Regions from separate parts of the Mus musculus genome. Here region 2 is linked to region 1. The links are chromatin contacts, found by POLR2A ChIA-PET in ENCODE. All regions are on one chromosome and are shown on one strand. Each heading gives the region's core, a stretch centred on a gene start or an enhancer-like site at or near the end of the contact. The rest is flanking DNA. Distances are from core to core; before and after follow the strand shown.

Region 1 (7,663 bases), core at 1,695-4,194:
GAAAGAAGAGAAAGGAAGAGAGAAAAGGGAAGAAAAAAACAGATACTAGCTACCACGTGGTTGCTGGAAATTGAACTCAGGACCTCTGAAAGAGCAGTCAGTGCTCTCAGCCACTGAGCCATTTCTCCAGCCCTGATGGCTCAGTATTTAAGAGCACTGTCTGCTCTGGTAGATGATCTGAGTTTAGTTCTCAATAAGAGTAGATCACAGCTATCAATAACTCTAGTTCTAGGGTATCCTACTTGTCTGGTCTCTAAGGGCACTGCACACACACACACACACACACACACACACACACACAGAGTCAAAGAACACTTGTTTAATTTAATGAGTCTTATTAGGCAGCCCTGGCTAGCCTTACCTCAGCTACATAGACTAGGCTGGCCACAAACTCATCGACAACTGCCATCTCTACTTTTCCAGTCACACTGTAAAAGCTATAAAATACATACCTATTATCAAATAAATTCATAACAAAAAATGTTGTATATATACCTTCCCAAAGCATACTTACTCACCATGAAATATTTAGTCATAAAAAAAGGAAAGACCTTTTTATTCATGTAACGTAATATGAATACATCTTAAAGACATTATGGTAGCACACACTTGAAATACCAACATGTGGGAGGTAGAAGGATCGAAAGTTCAAGCTCATCCTTGACTGAAAGTGAGTTGGATGTTAGTCTATGCTATAAGAGACTCTGACAAAACAAAACAAAACAAAACAAAAAACCAAAACAATAAATGCTAAGCAAACAGAAATGAATAATTAAAACAGGGCTGAAGAGATGACTCAGTGGCTGAGACTTCTTGTTGCTCTTGCAGAAGACTCAAGTTTAGTTCCCAGCCCCACACAGTGATCCTAACCATTCTTTTTGTTTGTTTGTTTGTCTTTGCTTTTTGAGGCAGGGTTTCTCTGTGTAGCCCTGGCTGTCCTGGAACTCACTCTGTAGACCAGGCTGGCCTCCAACTCAGAAATCAGCCTGCCTCTGCCTCCCGAGTACTGGGATCACAACCATTCTTAATGCCACATGTAAGGGACCTGACAAAGCTCTTCTGACTTTAGCAGGCACCAGGCATACACATGGTGAACATATACACATGGGGATAAAAAAAAAAATCACACATACAAAATACACCTAATTATGTGTACCACGTGTGTGTCTGGTGCCCTTGGACTTCAGAAGGGAAGTTGGGCCCCCAGAACTAGAGCTATGGATGATCATGCTGCTGCTGTGTGAGTGCTCAGCATTGAACTCTGGTCCTTTGCAAGAGCAGAAAACGCTGCTTTTAACAGCTGACCTATTCCTCCAGCCTTAAGGGCTTTATCATTGAAAAGGTATGGGGTTTCAAGAGATATAGGTTCTAGTGCCTGCAATGACAGTATTTGTGAGGGGGACTGAAACAATTTGAAGCTAGCCTGGGCTACATAGTGAATAACAGGCCAGTCAGAGATACAGAGGAAGATCAAAAACAAACAAACAAACAAACAAACAAAGACAAAACAACAAAACAAATACAAAGTAAGATGGTAAACTTTACATTTAAATTTTCCCTTGGGGGGAGGGCAGTGATGGTGGGGCATGCCTTTAATCCCAGCACTTGGAAGGCAGAGGCCAGCCTGGTCTACAGGAGTGAGTTCCAGGACAGCCAGGGCTGTACCAAAAAAAAAAAAAATCCCTTATAATACATAGACAAATGTATATCTAATTTAATGAATTTTAAAGCAATTATTCATGTAATAGCAATAGCACATTGGCTGGGGTATGCTGGTGTGTGTAGGACTTTAATCCCAGCATTCATGAGGCAGAAACAGGGGGAATCTCTTAGTTGGCCAGACACTTCTACTTAGGTAGTTCCAAGCCAATCAGGTTTACATAGTCTGTTTCAAAAACAAACCAGTCCAAAACAAACAAAACTCCTAGCCAAGTCCCCCAAATATATATTTCGAGGGTACCCCGTGTCTGTGCTTATCACAACCTTCTTCCTATCATAACAGGTTAAATTAACAGCATAAATTGCAAATACACCTTTACATTTCAATGTTTTCCTTAAATTTAATACAAAAATGTTTTAAAAACCCAAACCTTAAGAACTTTTAAAGGGTTCCTTTCTCCTTTATTTCACTTTTGAAAGTCTTAGTCTAAAATCTATTTTGGTTCCATAGTTGACCTCACCTGCAGTGTTTGATTAAAAAAACAACAAAAACACCCAAAAAACTTCAGTGTAGATTTTTTTCATTCCTCCCTCTCTCTTGCTTTCAACTACAAAGAAACAATGATTTAAGCCCTTTGTCCCCTTTTAGAAAATTACACAGATACCCTATTGTGGAACCCTATAATCCCTCCGTGGAAAGGAAGAGATTAGCATATGAATACAAAGCAAAATGAATCCAGAATACGAAAACGATCTATCGAGTTGTGAAGCTCTTGTATTCTTAAAAATGTATTTATTTCCTCTTTTTTGAATTGCCCCCTTCGTGGTTTAAGGGTTAAGGAAATTGAGCTTTCCTCTCTGGCTACCCGGAAAAGAATTAAACACACACACACACACACACACACACACACACTCACAACCCAACACATTCTAGGAGGTGCAAAACCAACAGATGGCTCCTAGCGCCAGTAGAATCGTCAGTGGAATCTGCTACACTCGACATCAGCTTGCTCGGTGTGAGGAGTGTAGAAAGTGCTGTTCGCTAACTGCGTGGTGAAGGAGAGAAAGCGATAGAAGAGAGAGCCATAATGCTGACGTTGAAGGCCCGGCCCTGTGAGGTTGCATAGGGTAAGTGGCGTTGGCCAGGCGGCGGTGGCGAAGGGGAAGGGAAGAGGATTTGAGCTAGGGGCGGGGCTTGACGCGCAGCGTGGCTCCTCATTGCTGGAGCACGGCTGCCAATCTCGCAGATCCTCTCGCTTAACCAGTGCGCTGGCGAGACGCGCTCAGATATACCGAGCGAGCGCGGAGAAGCAGTCTCAGATCCTGACGGTGCAGCAGCCCGCAGCCTCAGCCAGGGAGTCCCAGCCGCTTTCAATGGAGGAGAAGCCCGGCCAGCCACAGCCTCAGCACCATCACAGCCACCACCATCCGCACCATCATCCCCAGCAGCAGCAGCAGCAGCAGTCGCACCACCACCACCATTATTATTTCTACAACCACAGCCACAACCACCACCACCACCACCATCACCAGCAGCCTCACCAATACCTGCAGCATGGAGCCGAGGGCAGCCCCAAGGCCCAGCCCAAGCCGCTGAAACATGAGCAGAAACACACCCTCCAGCAGCACCAGGAAACGCCGAAGAAGAAAACAGGTCTGAGAGGGAGGGCGGTGGGGGAAGGGGGACTGGATTGGAGGGGGGGGAAGCGATGGGGGTGGGGCTAGATGGGAAAAGCGCGGACCCGGTCCGGGTGTGCGTCCCGCCGGGCCGGGGATGCCCCCTTCCATTCTTCCCGGGCGCGGGCCGGGCCGCGAGGTGGGGATTGCAGCGCCCTCTCCTTCCCTTTAGCATGGGAGAGGCCCAGCCAGGCCGGCGTGACCTTCCTCGGTCCCCGCCCCGGCCGGCCGGAGGCAGAGCTGTGCCCTCGGCCTTGGAAGTCCAGCCTTCATCTTCTTTTTCCCCTCTAGTGCGGGCCCTGGAGTTGCCTGAATGTGGGGGCCCCTAAGAAGGGGGTGAAACTCAGCCGCCCTAAAAAAATAAAATAAAAAATTCCCCCGAGGTGTATGTAATTCAGGCCTAGTGAATCCATCCTGATGCGGGTGGTGTCGCGAGAGCCGCTTGCAGGCGGCGACGAGCGGGGCTGAGGGCTAAGTTGAGGAAGCGTCCTCGCTCACCCGCCGCCCCGAGCCCACCTGTGGCCTTGGGGTTTGCCGTCTGGGTGTGTGGGGGACCCTATCGTCCCTCGGGTCATTTCCACCCCTAAACGCCCGTCTTGCGCGTCCGGACCCCGTTGTCTGTCCGCGAGGGCTTCTCCGCAGGCCGGCGCCCCTGGCCCGCTCGCCTCGGAGCCGGCGAGGCTGGAATGTTCTCTCCTCCTCGCGGGGCCGCTTCCTGTCCGCCATGTTGGAAGCTGATTCCTGTCACCGACTCCGGCCGGCGGAGGAGCGGAGGGGGAAGGGTGCCGAAGGCCACACGGCACGCCGGCCCGGCTGCCCCGGGACCCTCTGCGGCCCTTTTCCGGGTCCCCCCCGCACTGCGGGCGGCCGCCGCCCGCCGCCCCTCCCCCTCCGCGCCGCGCCGCGCCGGGGTTGTGTAACCCGGTGGCGGCCGCGCGGCCCCGGGCGGGTCCCTGGGGTGAGGGGCGGGGGCGGTTGGGGTGGGGGAGGGAAGCGGCCACGAGGGGAGCGGCCTGCACCGTGGCCCCGCGCGCCCGACGGCCGCGTTTCCCGCTCCCGGGTGCGGCGGGAGGCGCGGGCGGGGAGCGGGCCTTGAAGAGGAGCTTGAAGGGGGAAGGAGGCCCGGGCGGCGGCCGTGGCCGTAGCGTTCCGCTGGCCTGCGAGGGGCGAGGGGGATTCGTTTTGGGGAGAGGCGGTGCCTGAGGCCGGGTGGGGTACCCAGCGGGAACCAAGCTCCCGGGTCACGAGTTTCTCTGCCACAGGAATCTCATCTCCTGCCAGGTTCGCTCACGACTCCGCCTCGGAGGCTTTTTCACTTAGGCCTTTTTTCTTTATAGCAGCGCATTTCCTACCCAAAAAAAAAAAAAAAAAATGGGGGGGGGTTGGGGAACAACCTCTCAAACTTTGTTCCATTCGTTTTCCACCGAACACCTAAACTTCTGAGCTGGGTAGTGACTTTGTGGGAGGGATTAATCCGATGCTCTAATGGGTGGGACAACACGGGCAGTTTTGGCTTTCCTGTTTCTTTAACTATGAACTGGAAGTGACTTGTCCATGTGGTTGTCACCAGCCCTTTACCTTGGACAAGACCTTTTTGGTGGTTAAGAGGCGTTTTGGTGCATTTTAAAACCGACTTCCATCCCCTAACTGAGTATTATTTAACATTAAATGTGGAGCCTTGAGCTACTTAAAATAAGCATCAAAGTTTATATATTCACACGTTTTGTTTTGTTTTGTTTTGTTTTTAACTGAAAAGGGAATGAAGAAAGAAGTGTTAAACTTAGTCTTTCAAGTAATACAAGTAAGTTACTGGTGAAAAACTTACTGTAGACAATATAACTTTGAAGGCAGAGCTGAGTGGATATCAGATTTTCTTTTGTAGGGTAGTAGGGACTGATGATAGAGCAGAAGTGTTTAATTGTAAGGATTTACAGCAGCCTAGAAACTTAGGAATTATGTAACTGTATTAGTTTTGCTTTTCATGAGGTGAGAAAGTATCAAGGTTGCCCAGTGGTATTGTTCACAGATTCAGAATTTGTCTTTTATGAGGTTTATGTATTCCCCACAGGGCTCCTCACTGCATAGAAAGGCAGACCCTGAACCATTCATTGAAGGTGGCCCTCCTCACAATGTGTCTTAACCTGGGATGAAGAATGAGGAGGGAACTGGGTTTAGGAAATTTAGAGGTTATTAACAGTTGGGCTCAGCGGCTTTCCCGTATGTGGTTTGGTCGTTGGGTACTGTGCTAAAAAATCTAGAAAATGCTAGGGAAATACTTAACAAGTTTTTATGAACCATTACTTCCAAAGCTATGAGAAACTGGTTTTCTGGATCCAGAAGAGGGCACAGGAGACAAAACATGTTGAGTAATTGCAGTGTCAAATCTAAAAGCTAGATTTATTTGGGACTCAAGTTTTGCTGAGTCCATTTGAAGTGGAGTTCTCATGGCACCCTAAATAATAAAGACACAGGGATTCTTTAATTGCTTTCTGTAATAACTACCATCTTCACATTTTTCTTAAATATCTAAGCTTTAAAAGGTACTTATCATACTTAGTGCATGTCAAGGCCATAGGGAGACAAATATGTAGTTAAGTGAATTTTTGTTTGTTTGTTTGTTTGTTTTCTTAATTTTCAGAGACAGGGCTTCTGTATAGCCCTGGCTGTCCTGGAACTCACTCTGTAGACCAGGCTGGCCTCGAACTCAGAAATCCACCTGCTTCTGCCTCACCTAAGTGCTGGGATTAAAGGCATGTGCCACCACACCCGGCTTGCCCACCTTTTAATATATATATATGTATGTATATATATATATATATATATATATATATATACACATATATATATATATAATTATGATTAATGAGCCAGAAGATACAGGTATTGCTTAACTTATAGTAGATGGTAAAGTAGTTCTTTCCTTGGTTGCCTTTGGTCCAGGCAAATCTATTGATTTGGGTCTCCCTGCCCCTAATTTTTGTTTTTGTTTGAGACAAAATTTCAGGGATACATATCTAGACTTGGCTTAACATTTTGCATTTTTTAAAAGAAAATGTTATAGAAAACAAAACCACATACTATTTTTGTCAGTTTTTAGAAAAATGGTAATGTAATGCTGGGAATATGGAATTAATTTTTTCCTAACTACTAAGGGTTGAGAATTGAACTTGATACATGGCAGTATGTTTGTTTCTGATGCAGGGCAGTGGCTGCACACATCTTTAATTCCAGTATTGGGAGGCAGAGGCAGGCAAAACTCAGTGAGTTCCAGGGTGGCTAGGGGTACACAGAAATCCTATGTCAAACAAACAAAAAATATTGTCTATAGTTGGTTTTTGTGCAACTGTGTTCTTTTCTGGAAGTTCATACAGAAGAAAAGTATTTGTTGTTTGATTATTGTTAGAATTGAGGGTTTCCCAAAGGTCTTTTGAGGTCATAAAACAATTGATAAAACTAATTGCTATTTTATTAGTGAGTAGAAAGCTGTGATTTAACCAGTAAATCACTTTTTAAAAAAGATTTATTTATTTATTCTATGTAAGAACACTGTAGTTGTCTTCTGACAACTCCAAAAGAGGGAGTCAGATCTCATTACAGATGGTTGTGAGCCACCATGTGTTTTCTGGGATTTGAACTCAGGACTTTTGGAAGAGCAGTCAGTGCTCTTAACCGCTGAGCCATCTCTCCAGCCCCCCAGTAAATCACTTCTAATAAGAGATAATTAATTGTAAGCTGATCAGTGGTGGCACACGCCTTTAATCCCAGCACTTGGGAGGCAGAAGCAGGAGGATCTCTGAGCTCAGTGATTTTGCATTCCAGCACAGTCAGGGCTACACAGAAAAACATGATTTTCTTAAAAACAAAACAAAACAAATGTTAGTTGTAAAAAGAAGTCTATGTTCAAGTACTTGACTGCTTTAGGATACTAAATTCATTTCATTGTAGTTTTGTGAGCATGAAAGTGTTGGAAGCAGGTAGGAAATTATGTGTCCTAGACAGATTCCTAGTTCTGTTACTCTGTGACCTGGATGTTAACATTTTCTCTCCTGGTGCTTTAACAACCAAGTAGAAGCTAAAAGTAAGAGAATGAGTCTTTTTTTTTTTTTTTTTTTTCCCCAAGACAGGGTTTCTCTGTGTAGCCCTGGCTGTCCTGGAACTCACTCTGTAGCCCAGGCTGGCTTTGAACTCAGAAATCCACCTGCTTCTGACTCCCAAGTGCTGGGATTAAAGGCGTGCATAAAGAGGCCTGGCTGAGAATGAGTCTTAAGGGTTACTACATATTTTTGTTTCATGTTTTATGGTATGCTGGGTTTTTTGTTTGTTTGTT
Region 2 (7,663 bases), core at 3,510-6,009, 210 kb after region 1:
TGACCCCACATTCTGACCTCCATGGGCACCAGATACACAGTACACATACACATATGCAGATAAAATACTCATACATGTAAAAAATTAACCTAAGCTGGGAGCGACGACTTAGCTGTTAGAGTGCTTATTGATCTTGCAGAAGATCTGGGTTCAGTTCTCAGCGAGGCTCACAACTCTCTCTAAATTCATTTCCAAGGGTCAAATTCCTTCTGGTACCGCCAAGGGCAGCAGGCATGTATGAGTTGTACACATATCTATGCAGGCAAAACACTCAAAACACATAAAATAAAAAGAAATACATTTTTAAAAAATTTAAAAATAAACCTTTAAAAAGCACAAGGAAATAGCATAAAATCCAGATTTTGGTGTCTCAAAATAATTTTTTTTGAAATAAAGTTTTATTGGAATGCATCCAGGTTCATCTATTTGCATCTTTGGCTGCTTTCACACTACAATGGCAGACTTGAATATTTGCAAGAGACCATATGGCCAGAGAAGCCTAACATACTTCCTGTGTGGCTTACAGAATAAGTTTGCTGACCTCTGTTCCAAACGGAGAGTGTAGTAATTCAGTGATTTACAGTAATACATTATGACTGCTACACAGCTGCTGGTGGCACATGCCTGCAGTCCCCAATATCTAAGAGACTGAGTGAGACCTTGTTAAAAAAAAAAAAAAAAACGAAGAAGGAGGAGGAGAAGGAGAAGGAAGAGACAGAAGAGAGAGAGGGAAGGGGAGGAGAGAGAAAGAGGTGAAGAGGGGAGGGGAGGGGAGGGGAGGGGAGGGGAGGGGAGGGGAGGGGAGGGGAGAGGAGAGGAGAGGAGAGGAGAGGAGAGAAGAGAAGAGAAGAGAAGAGAAGAGAAGAGAAGAGAAGAGAAGAGAAGAGAAGAGAAGAGGAAGAGAAGAACACACCCTGATGCTCAGTAGCTTCCCCTTTCAGTTTTTTGTTTGTTTGTTTGTTTGTTTTGTTTTTTTATGGAATAAGGGCTGGAGAGATGGCTCAGCGGTTAAGAGTACTGGCTGTTCTTCCAGAGATCCTGAGTTCAAATCCCAGCAACCACATGGTGACTCGCATCCATCTGTCATGGGATCCAGTGCCCTCTTCTTGTGTGTCTGAAGACAGCGACAGTGTACTCACATACATAAAAAATAATTCTTTTAAAACAAAACTGTGGAGTAAAGTGAGTGAGCTGTACACACGGAGAGGCTTGGGATCCTGAGAGGCTTGCGACCACATGCGTTTCTCACCTCTTTGGATTTTGATACATGGATGCTGGCATCCAAATCCTGGATCTCAAGTTTGTGCAGCTCTTTTAATCACTGTACCATTCCTCCTGCCTCCTGATTCCCAAGTGTTGGGATTGCAGGAGTGCACCACCATGCCCAGTGTCATGGGGGTGGGGGCTGGGGATCAAACCCAGGGCCTTATTCAGCTAGGTAACATCCCGATGTCCTTGTTGCCTCCCTTTTGCTGTCTCTTGATCTTCCTCCTCTGTAGCCCAACAGACCCAGGATAGCAGGGAGAAACCTCAAGGATTCAAAGGTACCAGGCACTGTGCTGAGTATTTTCCAGACTCATTTAACCTTCAAACATCCCTATGAGATACAGAGAGTTCAACCACATAGCTGGTAGGAGTTGAGTCAGGAAGTAAAGCCAAACTGTGTGACACCAGGCATCTCATGATTGCCTGTCGGTCAACATTTGCTGGGCAGACTTCTGCCCTTCAAGGCTCAGCTCATCTCCTACCTAATAGAGCTCAGTAGTACTCACAGCCAGCAGCCAGAGAAGGGTCCCTTTTGCCAGGCCACTCCTCAGAAAGACATTCTCCTTTATTTGGGTGCTGGGTGTATTAGCTGTCTCTGAATAAATCCTTAATTAGCTGCCCTGGCTGTATTTGCATAATGGATTTCACTTTGTTCTTAAGTTAATGGTGTTTTTGTAACAGAACAGTAACCTCTTGGTTCACGGCCATTAAAATAACTGCCACCCTGTGGGGCAGAGCCAGGGTTATGTAAAGGAGGTTCAGTTAAGAGTTCAGAGGAGTAAAAGGGGGTGCAGGAGTAGTTTCTGGTTCCTCCCTGAGAGTGTCAGAAAGGCCACTGTCAGAGGAACCCTAAGGTTTGAAGCTGCTTCAGGGTCACTTCCTGGCAAGTAGTCTGGCCCCTGGAACACCTGCTTTTGTTCCCAGGGGATAGTGTATTAATAAAATGCATTTGTAGGGTTGTTGTGGGGATGAGGGTACAGCATAAAAAGGAGGCAGGAGAGACGGCTCAGTGGTTAAGAGTATTTGTTGCTCTTGCAGAAAATCAAGGTTCAATTCCTAGCACCCACATGGCAGCTCACAACTGTCTGTAACTCCAGTTCCAAGGTTGAATACTCTCTTTTGACCTTTCTGGGCACCAGGCACATATGTAGTTGCACATATAAGTATGTAGGCAAAACATCCATACACATACATTATACATACTATTTTTTAAGTTAGGACATGAGTTAGAATATAGATTTTAGCCGGGCGGTGGTGGCTAACGCCTTTAATCCCAGCACTTGGGAGGCAGAGGCAGGCAGATTTCTGAGTTCGAGGCCAGCCTGGTCTACAGAGTGAGTTCCAGGACAGCCGGGGCTACACAGAGAAACCATCTCAAAAAACAAAAAACAAAAAACAAAAAAATTATATAGATTTTGACGCAGGCCCTATAAGATGGCTCTGGAAGGCTTTGCGCAGGCCTGCTCTAGATACCTGTCCATGGTCATCCTCTAAGTTTTCAGAAAACAACCTGTAAGAGCCTTGGTCACAGGATCTAACCAGGCCTGGAACTCAAAGGTACAGAGGCCAGCAGCATCTGTGACAGTGAGCAGAAGGCCTCCACATGACTGGCACCTCCCTCCTGGGCTTGTGTCCCTCCAGTTGCATTTCAAGTTCACACCTTACAGCATCACACATTCAAAGCACCTGGAGGGATGGGTCCCCTGTGTTCCTGGTCTTCCTCCCTCGCCCACCTGTGTAACTGGGTTCCGGCTTCACGCTCCAGCTGGGCCCATGTCTGATAACATTCCTTCATCATCATCGTGTAGAAGTCCTCTGGATAAGCCTTTCTGATTATGCGGCTCTGTCCATGTGAGCTTCCTCGGGAATGGGGAAGAAAGAACTTGACAAGAAAGACAAGAAAGACAATGGAAGTCACTGCCCTTTGGCTCAGCCTTCCCTTTGTTCTTTAGGAGCCATCTTAGGCTTCAAATGGTTCCTTTCTAATCCTGGGGCCTAGACCTCTGGCCTTGCACAAAGGAGGCAAGTAGGTGCCCTGCAGATGAGCTATCTATTGCCCTAGACCTCTTTTTATTTCTTATTTGAGTCACTGTCATGTTATGTAGCCCAGGCAGGCCTTAAGCTTGCAATCCCCCTACATTGGTCTCCTGAGCAACTGGGATTTTCAGGTGCTCATCGCCAGGCCTAGATATTTTCAAATATTTCCATACTTCCAGGTCTCCTTGAGGCCCACTGATTGGCCAGGCATTCTGGTTAGCAATAGTACCTCAGCACTGACTAAATTTTTCCTTTTGTAAATAGCCCTGGCAGCCACCCATCCATTTGTTAATAACCTTCTATTATCCCACTGAATTCACACCCTGCTTAGATGCCTAGAAAAGCAGAGTCAGAAAACCTTCCAGATTATGCAAATCGAGCCCCATGGTTTTCCGGATCAGGAAAAGGATGTCATCTCACTGAGCCTTCAGGTACCCAGGATAAGGGAGCAATCTTAGGATTAGGGGGGTGCGGGGTGAAGCAAAATGGAGGTTTTCCTGCAGGTTGTAACAGAAATCCCTTGGGCTTTGGGAAAACAGAGGAACTGAAGACAATTCCCAGGATGTGGTAACCTGCTCAGAGAGCTGCAAGGCAGAATGGAAAGGAAGAAGCCACAGGGGTAGAAAACTCAACTTGACAGATTGCATAGGCCCCACCCCTGAGGGGCCCTGCAGGGTCCCAGTGCCACCCTCATTTGAAGCAGTCATGTGATCACTTTTCCTTTAAGGAAAGACGACCTGTGTCTTAGTTCCCGGGCATCAAGTGAGGAGGTCGCTGTTACCCAAAGGTGGAAGAATTCAACAGCAGCTCCTGCTAGGTTCTGGAAGGAGCAGCTGAGAAAACGCAGCTTTCTCCAAAGCTGGTACATCAGCCTTTGCCTCTAGGCAAAACTGTCTTTATTTAAGGTTACCCAGAGCAGAATTGATTCTTTTTCTGGTTGTATCAACCATGTGGGCAAAGACAAGACAGGGTTGCAAGAATGAAAAGAAGTGGGACACTTCTTGATCCGGGGCAAGAACTAAGAGACTTAAAAGAGTATACCAAGAAACCTCACGTGGACTTAAGGGTGGGAATTTTCTTTGCATTGTCAAGATCCACGTGAAGTGGCTACGAAGCTACGAAGTGCACAGAATTCCTGATGTCTGACCGTTTGGCTTCACTTATAGCCCAAAAATTCTGGAAAGCCCTCCCTAGGAGAGGAAAGAAGAGGGGACAGTCTTATATAGCAGAAGGGCAGAAGGCACAGTGTACCTGCTCCAGCAGGAGGACGCTCTTGGAGTGTTTGGCCAGGTGGTACGCGGTAAAGCAGCCCTGGATGCCTGCTCCAATCACAATAGCATCCCAGAAATCTGTCTGAGCAGCCATGATGCCACAAAGCCCACTGAAGAGAAGGCAAACAAAGGCACCTCCAGGCTACAGGGGGAGGAGGGAGGCAAAGTCCAGCTAAACTAGAGTTCCCACAATCCCTTGGGGCTCATGTCCTTGTCTTTCTTTCCCTCCCCAAAAAGCCTGGCACAGGGCTCAGCCTCCGCCTCCCCCTGCAGAGCAGAGCTGGGTGGACTGATTTGTGAGGTTTCGCCCAGCTCAGCTGCTAGCCTCACCCTTGCATCCCTCCAGTTTGCTATTCTTGGCTCAATTATTGTCATGCAAATGGCGCCTTCCCATGCCACCTTCCTGTCTCATTATGATCTTTGTCTCAGGACTTTGCCCGGAATTTCAATGCCTCCCAGACCAAGCTGGGCCCCGGGAATGCTGCCTCCCCCTGCTGGCTTCCCTCTCTGCAGCTTGATTTCCTCCAGAGAGCTACCCGGCCAGCCAAGAACTTGGCAGGATGCCCAGGGTATGGCCCTCCTCCCTGGTGGGTGGCGAGGTCAGGGGGTAGATGCAGGGGCCAACTGGGAGGGCAGTTTTGTGATTATGAAATCATTCTCAGTGTGTTTTACTTTCATGTTGAAAAAAGGACAATAAATGATCCTGAAGAGGAAAAAAAAAAATCCAGGAAAGGACAGTGCGAGGAAGAACCTTGTCCTCAGGCACACGGGGAACCAGGCACCAGCCAGCACACACAGGGGCCATGTGCAGAGAAGCCTTCTGTGCCAGGCAGCAGGCTCAATGGGGATTGTTACAGGCACTGGGGACAGAGCCAGGGTTGGCAGGTCCTGATTCTTATACACTTTGGGGGTCCATTTTAAGATAAAAGGGGAAAGGGGCCTGGAGGCTTAGCTCAGCGGTAGACTTTTGTGTTTGGCATGTTCGGGGTCCTGGGTTTAGCACCCAGCACTAAAAATAAAAGAGAAAAAAAAAAAAAAAAGAAAAAATTAGTCATGCAAAACTAGATGGCAGGACTTCGAAGAGACCGCTCAATTAGAGAGCCCCATGGTTGAAGTTTTATTAGCTTCCTGGTAAATCTGCCTCGGAATACATTATCTCATTAAATTCTCAGGATTTTTTTTTTTTTTTGTATGTGTGTGTGTGTATTTTTATCCTCATTTTTTTTGAGCAGATTAGAGATAGCCTCAAGTTCTCTGTCGGTTTTCCCATTACATGCTTGCCCAATAGAATACAGTGACTGCTACCCTCTTTCTGACCCAAGCCTTTGGACATCTTCTTGTGTTGAAGCACTCGTTCTTAGACCCTGAACCAACATGTTAGAAGTCCAGCCACTCTGTGAGAGAGAGAGATGAGAAAAGTCACACATAGGAAGAGAAGCCATTTTGGACCTTGTGTCCAGACAAACTAACCACCCATGACCTGACCCAGTCCATGGCACGTGACCCAACAGCCAAGCTGTGTCAGCATTCCCCAGTTTTATGAAGTAAAATAAAATGCTTGTTTTTAGACACTAACTTTTGAGGTTGGTTGTTTATAATCATAAACACACCACTAAACAGACAAAGATGGCAGGATCTGCCCAAGGACCCATTCTAGGTGTGCCAAGAGGCTAAGATGTGAACCCAGGTCTATCTGCTCCAAAACTTACTTCTTGTTAGTATTTTCTTTCGTTTTTTTTGGATACAGGGTCTCATGTATCGCTTAACTGGCCTCCAACCTGCTTTGCCTCCACAGGTGACCTTGAACTTCTGATTTTTCTGCCCCTACCTCCTGGGAAAATAGACCCGTACCATCATGTTGGTTTAATATGGTGCTGAGGACCAAACCCAGGGCTTTACCAATGAATGTTAGGCTGAAACTCTGTTACCTGAGTCACAAGCCCAGCCCGGGGACACTTCCCTCTCACTACAATGCTATAGTGACAATGAGAGAACTTATAGTCGTGATTCTGATTTTAACATTTTGCTGTGTATCTGGTGGCCATACAGTGGAAGAGAGAAAACAATGATGGGGGGGGGGGGCACAGTGGCTGACTGAATCCCCAGCAACACGTCCACAGACAATCCCCAGACTAGCCTTAGCAACTAGTTGTCTTCTGCCTGGTCTTTCCTTTCCTAGTAAAATAGGAACGCAAAGAAGGACTGCCATTTGACTGGATTTTTTTTCCTTCCTTCTGAGGGAGGAAAAAAAAAATAGAGTCTAAAGGTCACTGCATTCTGTCCCCTCCCTCCTCCCCAACCCCACAGAGGACAGGATAACATCTGCCTCATCGCTGGACAGATCCCTTACAGTAAAATAATAGCAGATATAACCAAGAAAAATATGGTACCCTGAGTGTGTAAGGGCTTGATAGAAATATATAAGATCGGCCCCTGGATTTCTTGTGATAAGATGTCAGCGGAGATGAACAGCTTGCACGCAAGGAAAAGCAGGCAATAAATCCTTGCATGGAAGTGTGCCCAGTCTCACCAGCAGGCGAAGAGAAGGGAATTAAATAACTCGAAGGTACTATTATGTGTCTATTAAATAAACAAAAATAAAAATGATACAACCTTATTATGTTGTCCGAGTTGCAATTCATACAGGGTCCCGTGGAGCGTTCTGGGGCCATGGACAGTAGGATAAAATAGTTCAAATATTCTGACCTAGAAATTCTACTTGGTGAACTATTCCCTCGGGGGAGGAGAAGGCTTTTATATGAAGACATGCATATCTGAGCTCTTATAATATTAAAAAATAATGGAAACGATCCAACATCGGGGAATAGCTAAGCAAATAGCTGACATGTTGATTCCAAATGGCAGGCATGAGTTCCCTGCTTTGTAGAAACGCAGATAGGAAATTGATACAGAGACACAGAACACAAATGACACACTGCTTACAACCGTGACTTCTGTGCATGCTGATCAAAGATCTAGGAAGAAATTGGTGGTGAGGTCATTGAGCTTACTTCTCATTAGTTCCCGTATTCTATGAAAACGGTGCCTCCATTCACAATTTATAAAAGGAGGAGAAATCCCCAGGGGAA

What was found. ChIA-PET counts read pairs that join two places held with the same protein, here RNA polymerase II (POLR2A).
Region 2: POLR2A ChIA-PET joins it to region 1 with 10 read pairs in embryonic stem cell. The contact joins the promoter of Pipox here to the promoter of Nufip2 in region 1. POLR2A ChIA-PET finds 5 or more read pairs at or near these places in 2 of 5 experiments (Patski and embryonic stem cell).

Annotation. Positions count from the first base shown.
Region 1 is chr11:77,683,195-77,690,857 of GRCm38, forward strand. Nufip2 (nuclear fragile X mental retardation protein interacting protein 2) reads left to right here and starts at 2,945. Exons shown (of 4, transcript NM_001024205.2): 1 at 2,945-3,313. The coding sequence starts at 3,034.
Region 2 is chr11:77,889,113-77,896,775 of GRCm38, forward strand. It overlaps Pipox (pipecolic acid oxidase), which reads right to left and starts at 4,760. Exons shown (of 8, transcript NM_008952.2): 1 at 4,555-4,760; 2 at 3,000-3,148. The coding sequence starts at 4,668.